Regions from separate parts of the Homo sapiens genome. Here all the other regions are linked to region 3. Evidence: chromatin contacts called from ENCODE Hi-C or POLR2A ChIA-PET data. All regions are on one chromosome and are shown on one strand. Each heading gives the region's core, a stretch centred on a gene start or an enhancer-like site at or near the end of the contact. The rest is flanking DNA. Distances are from core to core; before and after follow the strand shown.

Region 1 (2,700 bases), core at 131-2,630, 460 kb after region 3:
CTCCCTGCCCGGGCTGAGCTCATCAACATTCACCACCTTATGGTGGAGCTCAAGAAGCATAAGCCCAACTTCTGATGTGCCAGAAACCGCCCTGAGATCTGCCGGTCATCTCCATGGACTTCTGCACCCCATTCCATACCCTTCTTCACCTGGGGTACCCCTTCCAGTTTTCCCCTTGCTTCCCAGGCCCTTGACATGGCTTACCTGCCTTCACTCCCAGCACCTTGCCCAACAGGATAAGCTGGATCCCCTTGGCCTTCTGAATATCCCAGTGTCTTCAGGTTTCCCAAGACCACTTCCCTGTGGGCTTCCAAAATGGCCTTTATCATTTCTCCAGTCTGTCACCCTCCTTTCCTGCTCCCATACACCCAAGGCTTGTTTCTTCCCCTGTAAAAACCACTGCCTCAATCTCTGGTTCACTCAACTAGTCACCATGTCCTGAGGCATGAAGCCTCCTCAGCTCTTGGAATTGCTGGCAAGGGGTGACTGCCTCTGAGTCATTGTGTTTTTCAAAGTGATTTCTTTTCTGTAGCTTTTTGACCTAAGATCTCAGCAATTTGAACACTAACCTCTCCCCTCCTGGCTCAAGAATTACTCCGAAGTCAGTCTGCAGAAAATAAATATTTAGTATGACATGACACTTATCCCATTTCCTTTCTCCTTCCTCCTGAAGGTTTTTCAGGTGGCCCCATCTCTAGAATGACCTTTCCTTTCTGACTACTTCCTGGGCTTACATCCCTTCTGGTGGGTGTAACCTCTAACCTCTAGCTACTCCCAGGCCATTGGAGGAAGGTGGCCCCTGGCTAAAATAGCAGATGCTGCAAGGGATGAGAACCAGGCCGCGCAGCCCCAGACACTGTCCCAAGGGCTCCCTTGGGACAAGCCCAAGCTGACTCTGGAATCCCTCCTCCGTAGCAGCTCCATAGCTCCTCTGGTTGTGGCTGTGACAGCCCCTTGCTCGGGGGCTGCAGCACCCAACCCACACCCACACCGTTGGGGCAGGGCTAGACCAGGCGAAATTCGTACCATCCGTTTGTTTGACTTGGAGCCTTCCTGCTGTCCTCGCCTATACGCCTCGTTTGAACTTAGGCTCTAGACTGGAGAGACACGGGGACCCCTTTAAGGCCTAAGAAGAGAGGCGCAGTTAAGGAAAAATGTTACGTTTCCTGTGTCCTCCACCCCTACGGCCTAAACATTCCCTCCCCAGGTCCCTGGAGAGTGGTGGAAAGCGGTTCCTCCCCGCTTAGGCCCTTCGGATGCAGGTCTAGCCCGTCGGCAACGGGAGGTGTCCTGAGTGGGTCTGTGACTGCCGAGCACACCCGCCGCGGAGCGGAGGCTGCTGCTTCCTGAGGCTGAGAGTGGATCCGGCTCCGGGCTCTCCTAATTGGCGGACGCTGGGGGGCGGCGTGGTAAGGCAGAACGGAGCGGCATCTCAGCTCTCGCCTTTTCAGGGTTCCGCCCCATATCCGAGAGCCGCTCTCTAATTGGCTTGGGAAACCGTATCTCAGCGCTTTGGCCTAGCGACTTTGAACGTGTTTGCGCCTGAGACCGAAGTGCAGAAGAGGGCGAGCGCAGGAGGAGAGGCTTGGTGAATCAGCGATTCCTGATTGGCCAGGCGTGCCTTGAGGGCGGGGCCAGAACTGCGTCCTTAACTGACCTCGCCCTTGCCCAGATCACCGCCTCCGCGTTGCTCCGGGTTTACCCCGCCTGACTCGCTGCGCTATGCGTTCCCTCACGCCTGCCGGATGCCAGGCGGCGATGTGCCAGGCTCTGAGGGGCCGCGAGCTCACCCCAGACGCCGGCCCCGGGAATCCTCTGCTCCTCCACTTTCCCTTCCCGCTACTGGTTTCTTGCCCACCCACTCCCAGGTGTCACTCTTGGGACATCCAGATGTTCTGACATTTGACCTGACTCCAGCCTCAGCGCGAGGACGGGAGAAGGGCCAAGGGTATGAGATTTTGGACAGGAGAGGCATTGGCTACTCTGACAAAGAGCGTGGATTCCCAAAGAAAGGGTCCCCAGATACCCCGCAGGGGAGACTGTCGAGACAGGCGACTTTAGCCAACTAATGCTCGCACGCGAGGAGGGCTGTGCAGGCAGGCACCACGGTTCTTCACAGCCTTCCTTCTTTCCTTCCCCTGTCCGTCGCAGAACCCAAATCCTCAGAGCTGATCGAGAAGCGCGTGTTGTTGCAGAAGTCACTGAGGGGCAGACCTGGAATGTGAGCCGTGGGGCGAAGGGACAGCTCTGGAGACTCGTGATTCCGGAACCCGGTGGGCATTCAAGTGATACTGGAGCACGCAGTTTTCGGGGACATTAAGCTCGCCCCAGGGGTCCACAGGAACCCTCTGACCCAACGGTCTCTCTGGACAGGATGATCCAGAACAGACGGTGAAGAGACAAAACAGCGTGAAAGGGAGCGGCGATACCTAAACTGACCTCCGGAGGGCAGCATGATCAAGGGAAGGAGCTGTTCTCGCTCCGCTCAAACCCCCGCGCAGCCTCTGCAGCTTACTCCTGCTTCGGAAGGCGGCGAGGTTCCACCCCCACCACCCCGGTCCCCGCCGCCCTCTTCGCGCTGAAGCTGCGGAGGGTCTTTTTCTTCAGCCCCCAAATCCTCTGCTCTGTGGCTTAAGATTCCCAGGCTTAAACCCATAACTGCTAGGGTCATCACTCCTCAAACTTCTCCCTCACTTGTTT
Region 2 (2,700 bases), core at 166-2,665, 410 kb after region 3:
ATCTTAATTTTGTTATAAAATCTCACAAACCCCCTGACATAGTCTCAGAGATCTGTAGGGCCGAGGTTACATTTGGAGAACCCGTACTCTAGGGCCAAATCCATTCTTCTTGCCCTGGCTCACTTGTCCCCCCCACCGCCCCGCGCTGGAGCCACTGCCTAGTTCTTCAGCCCTAGATGGTGCTCGCCAGACCTCCTCTCAATGCTCATCACACACAGGGCTATTCCTTTCCTCCAATGAACCAAACGCCTCCCGCCCACCTCCAGGTCCCAGTCCTCTGTTCCCTTTGCCTGGTCCACCCTTGCCCTCCCTGGGTCGCAGACGAGGTCGGCCTCGTCATTCCCCGCAGACCGCCGCGCGTCCCTCTTGTGCGGTTCACCACAGTTGTATTTAAGTGATCGTGTGAGTCGTCGTTAAATGCCTGTCTCCCCGCGGATCATGGGCTCCTCGAGGACAGGGACTGGCCTGTCTGTCCACTGCTGTAACCCCGCGCCGGCATAGGGACCTAAGGCCCACTGGAGGGCGCTCATCAAGTAGCTGCTGGATGTTGACGAAGGAAGCGGCGGCGCAGCTCAGGGATCTCCGAGTCAGGACGGTCGGCCAGACCCACGGGGTAACGGGTCTAATCGTGTAGGAATAAAGCTGTATTCCAGTGCTTCCAAACGGTTCTCTCATTCCAACCCCTTTCCAAGCTCAATGAATATTCCAATCACCTCTGGTCCCTTCCAGTGACCCTGAACCGCTCAGAGAACGCCCCGTCGACACCGTTCGGGGCGGGCGCCACTACTGGCGCATGAGATGCGCTCAAGCAGAGGGTACTCCACCAGCGAGGATACACCGAGCCGACGGGGATCTCGGTCTCGGCGCCGGAAGCCTCTGAGAGCCGAATCTGGAACCGGATGTGGCTGCTTCCTGCCCCGCCCCCTGCCGAGGGGGCGGGAATCGAGGGCCCTTCGGAAAACCCGGCCGGGATTTCGGTCAGCTACATTCGTGGGTTGTGGTAGGGAGGGTAATCCCGTGGGGATGGAGTGACCGGCTCTCTCTCCGCCTGAAACGCTTCCCGCGGGAGTTTTAGCCGTGTTATTGTTGGGGAAGGGAATGTCAAATTCTGCTCCTGCCTTCCCCCAGGGGCTGGAGACTGGAATCTTTATTCCAGTTCATTGCGGGTCGACGTGGTCTCCAGAATCCCCGAGTGTAGAGGCGGAGGACAGTGGAGCTGGGGACTCGGGCGCCTGGGTCCTGGTCCCTGAGCGTCCAGCGCTCCCCTAGTCCGCGGCCCTGGCTCCTGTCCTCACTTCCTTCCCCTTTTGGCTCCTGCTCTCGGAGCGGGCGGACGCGGGGGGGAGCGGAAAGGGCGGGAGGGCCCAGGAGCCCGGCGGGGGGGTTCAAGGGGGTACGGAAAAGCCGGGGAGGGGACTCGGTCCGGGGCCGGAGACCGACGGCAACAGCGGCTCAGGACCCACGCTGCCCCCACCCCTCCCGAGCAGGTCAGAGCCTGAGCACCCTGCGCGTCCCCGTACTCGTGACCTCCTCCTTCCCCAACAGCACCAAGGGCCCCCCTATTCCACCCTTCTGTTGCCCCCTCCCCCAACCTTCCTGCAGAACTCCCTTCCGGTCTTCTTGACACCCACCCACGTCCCTTCCCTGCCCGGTTCCCCCGCGCCTGCCTGACTCTCCACCCCCACCCCACCCCGTCTCTCCCCAGGCGCCCCCATGGCCCGACCCCGCTGATTCCTTCACTCGGCCATGCTCCCGCGGCCCCTGCGGCTGCTTTTGGACACGAGCCCCCCCGGGGGAGTCGTACTGAGCAGCTTCCGAAGCCGGGACCCCGAAGAGGGTGGGGGCCCAGGTGGCCTGGTCGTGGGCGGGGGGCAGGAGGAAGAGGAGGAGGAAGAAGAAGAGGTGAGACGCGGGTGGTGGGAGGTAGGGGGCGTATGTATTTCTGAAGTCTCCACTTTTCTCTTGTCTCTGGGTCCCTACATCTCCTCCTCCTTGCCTCAGTTATTCTCGCGCCTCCCTGGGTGTCGGCCCGTTTCTCTGCTGCGGGGAGTCCTGGCGTCTCCGTGGTTCTCTGTCAGTGTGACTCAGGACCTGCCCGCAGGAACCTGCCCTGTTCCTGCCTGGAACTTCTGGCTGGCTGTCCTGTCCCTGCGGGTCTTTGGCCCTCCACCTCTGCCTGCCTGAGTGTGCCTACCTCTCTGAGCAGTCGTGTCTTGGTCCCTGTCTCCCTCCTTGTTTTTGTTTGGCGGGGAGGGGTTTGTTTCCACAGTAACCAGCTCCTCTGACTCTGGGATTGGGGAGGGAACCCTCAGATTTCGTGACCCCTCCTTCCCTCTCTCCCCCTTCCCCCCGCCCCCCCGCCCCGCCCCGGTCCTGGGTAGAGGCCGGGAAGCCACGGTTCTGGGACCTGGAGGAAAGATCCTAGGGTGGGTAGAGAGTGGTCATCTGTTTTCATTAGGGATTAATGGTGGTGGCCAGGAGCAGGATTTCGGGCCTCAGGAGGGGCCAGAATTTGGATTTGGGGCCCCGAGGCCCTAAACTCCTAGGTCCAGATCCTAGGTGAGGGCAGGTTGACTGGCAGGGCTGGTTTTTCGGGATCGGTCGGGGGAGGGGCTGGGGCCACGTGACTCTCTGAGTCTACCGCCCCCAACCCCCTATCATCCCACTTCCCCTTTTCCTTCCTGTACTGGGATTGGAGCT
Region 3 (2,700 bases), core at 157-2,656:
AAAGGAAGGAAATTCTGACATATGCTACAAAATGAATGAACCTTGAAGTGAAAATATTATGCTAAGCAAAATAAGCCAGTTGCAAAAATACTGCAGGATTCCACTTACATGAGGTACCTAGAGTAGTCAAAATCATACAGACAAAATAGAATGGTCGTTGCCAGGGGCTGGGGGGAGAGGGGGAAATGGGGATTTATTGTTTAATGAGTATGGAGTTTCAGTTTTACAAGAGTTACGGAGATGGTGCGATGGCTGCACAACATTATTCAGTGCTATTTCATACCCATGAACTGTACACTTAAAAATGGCTGGCTGGGCACCGTGGCTCACGCCTGTAATCCCAGCATTTTGGGAGGCCGAGGCAGGTGGATCGCCTGAGGTCAGGAGTTCGAGATCAGCCTGGCCAACATGGTAAAACCCTGTCCCTACTAAAAATACAAAACATAGCCAGGCATGATGGCGGGCGCCTGTAGTCCCAGCTACTTGGGAGGCTGAGGCAGGAGAATCACTTGAACCCGGGAGGCGGAGGTTGCGCCATTCACTGAACACCAGCCTGGGCGACAGAGCCACAGAGCAAGACTCCATCTCAAAATAAATAAATAAATAAATAAAAGGTTAAGGCCAGGTGTGGTGGCTCACACCTGTAATCCCAGCACTTTGGGAGGCCAAGGTGGGAGGATCACTTGAGCCCAGGAGTTTGAGACCAGCATGGGCCACATAGCAAGACCTTGTCTAAAAAAAATGGTTAAGATAGTAAATTTTGTTATGTGTATTTTACCACAATACAAAATAATAAATTGTAAAGAAAAAAAAAGTTTTTCTAGTCTGAATCAACACAGTTGGCATTGCTCATGCTAGAAAACCTGCGCCTCCCAGAGAAAAATGTCTGGCTTATGAGGGGTAGGAAGGGGGGAACAGAAGGGATACTAACAGGGACTGGGCAGAGAAGAACAAGAACTAGGAAGCACTAAAGAAGGAATTGAGGCCGAGTACCAAGGGATAGTGACAGGTACGGGGGCACCCACGAACAACGTTCAAACATATTTTCATCCAGTAACCTGTATTTACATGCAAATATATTGGTTTATGCAAAACAGCGGAGGCCTCGGGGGAGGGTTTTTTAGTCTCAAGCTTGTGCAGTCATTGAAAAAGAGACGCAAAGCTGTCTCTGGGGTACTCCACGTCCGCCTTGCCCCTGGGAGCTGGGCCGGTTCCAGGAGGACGAAGACTGAATTAGCTCGGCTTGCAGAGAAAGGCGAGCAGCGCCCCTACACGGAGAGTAGCGGTGCGCCTACAAAGTCGCGCATGCCCACTCCGGCCTCCCGCTCCACTCCTAAGGCAGGCGGCGAGGCTTAGTGCGCAAGCGCCATTCGTCGGCGCCGACTCCTCCCGCTAAGGCGGGAACACGCGGGGCCCAAGATGGCGGCCAGCCGGTACCGGCGTTTTCTTAAGCTCTGTGAGGAATGGCCAGTGGACGAGACCAAACGGGGCCGGGACTTGGGCGCTTACCTGCGACAGCGGGTAGCACAGGCCTTTCGGGAGGGAGAGAATACCCAGGTGACCGGCGGGGAGGCGGCTGGGACGAGGGGAGGAAAGGACGAGGCAGGGGCGGGGCCAACGAGCGCGCTAGCAGGGGGATCTGCGCATGCGCGCGCCCTCTTTCCAGGCAGCACGTGAGCGCGGACCCCCTTTTTCCCCCAGGGAGCTACTGATAGCGACGCCCGTTGTATTCAGCGCTCTCCCCCGGCTGCACCTTGGAATTGCCGAAGAAGCTTTTTTTAAACTCCAGATGGGCCGGGTGCGGCGGTTCACACCTATAATTCCAGCACTCTTTGAGAGGCCGAGGCGGGAGGATCGCTTGAGCCCAGGATGACCTCCTGGGCAACATAGTGGGACTCCGTCTCTACAAATCAAAAAACAAACAAAAACTTCAAATGCAGAATCTCTAGGGGTGGGGTCTTGACCTCAGAGTTTTAAAAGCTCTCCAGGTGATTCAAGGTGCAGAGAGAGTTGAGACCCACACCACCAGTGGCAGCTGGTGACAGCCTCAGCTTTTTGCTTCCTTGTCACGGTAGCATTACCTCATTATTTCGCAGTGTTGTGTATTGACTGAGCTAATCCCCAGTTAACTCTGCAGGTCCCCGCTAAGCGTTTGCGTTCTTCCTGAGCCCCTGTAAGCCTGTGCAGCAGGTTTGGGTCCTCAGCTCACGCAGCTGTGTGTGAGTAGTAGGCCTATGTTCTTGCTTTCCTCCAGGTTGGCGCTGCAGCTCTGGGATTCATTCATTCATATAGCTCGTATTTATTGAGCACCTACCATATGCCTGGAACGGTGCTAGGGAAACAGCAGTGTTAAACAGGTGAAGTCCTGCCCGCATGAAGTTTTACATTGTAGTTCAGGACACAATAAGCAGGTAAGTGTACGTAAGACAGATAAGTACTGTGATCGATAGAAAATAGGGTAGCGTGATAAAAGGGTAATGTTATTAGTGGGGCCTTTCTGAGGAGATGACACATAGGTGAGACCTAAGGCAAGAGGATGAGCCAGCCATGTACACTTGGCGGGAAGGACATTCCAGACACTGCACATGTCCAGAGGCAGGAGGCAGATTGACATGTTTGAGGACAGAAAGAAAGCCAGAATGGCTGCAGGGTAGTAAGTAAGGTGGAGTTTGCTAAGGTGAAGGTCCGGAGCCAGGCACA

The links. A loop is a pair of places that touch in the nucleus more often than their neighbours do. ChIA-PET counts read pairs that join two places held with the same protein, here RNA polymerase II (POLR2A). Pooled maps may share reads with other maps.
Region 1: a pooled map shows a loop between it and region 3 (6-fold over the local background). The contact joins the promoter of HCG25 here to the promoter of UQCC2 in region 3. A Hi-C loop is called at or near these places in 6 of 50 pooled maps. POLR2A ChIA-PET finds 5 or more read pairs at or near these places in 2 of 52 experiments (GM10248 and HEK293T).
Region 2: a loop to region 3 is called in a pooled map, with 4 times the contacts of the local background. The contact joins the promoter of RGL2 here to the promoter of UQCC2 in region 3. A Hi-C loop is called at or near these places in 4 of 50 pooled maps. POLR2A ChIA-PET finds 5 or more read pairs at or near these places in 4 of 52 experiments (HCT116, activated CD4-positive, alpha-beta T cell, activated T-cell and 1 more).

What each region holds. Positions count from the first base shown.
Region 1 is chr6:33,248,216-33,250,915 of GRCh38, reverse strand. HCG25 (HLA complex group 25) reads right to left here and starts at 1,380. Exons shown (of 5, transcript NR_044997.1): 1 at 1,261-1,380; 2 at 1,027-1,126; 3 at 205-300. VPS52 (VPS52 subunit of GARP complex) reads left to right here. Exons shown (of 20, transcript NM_022553.6): 20 at 1-638. The coding sequence ends at 75.
Region 2 is chr6:33,297,657-33,300,356 of GRCh38, reverse strand. RGL2 (ral guanine nucleotide dissociation stimulator like 2) reads left to right here and starts at 1,415. Exons shown (of 18, transcript NM_004761.5): 1 at 1,415-1,487; 2 at 1,706-1,902. The coding sequence starts at 1,747. It overlaps TAPBP (TAP binding protein), which reads left to right. Exons shown (of 8, transcript NM_003190.5): 8 at 1-663. RefSeq lists enhancers at 1-247, 1,950-2,450, 2,537-2,700 and a silencer at 1,004-1,182.
Region 3 is chr6:33,710,406-33,713,105 of GRCh38, reverse strand. UQCC2 (ubiquinol-cytochrome c reductase complex assembly factor 2) reads left to right here and starts at 1,406. Exons shown (of 4, transcript NM_032340.4): 1 at 1,406-1,557. The coding sequence starts at 1,420. It overlaps LOC124901304 (a long non-coding RNA gene), which reads left to right and starts at 1,657. Exons shown (of 3, transcript XR_007059548.1): 1 at 1,657-1,798; 2 at 2,255-2,411. RefSeq lists enhancers at 1,837-1,886, 1,913-2,700.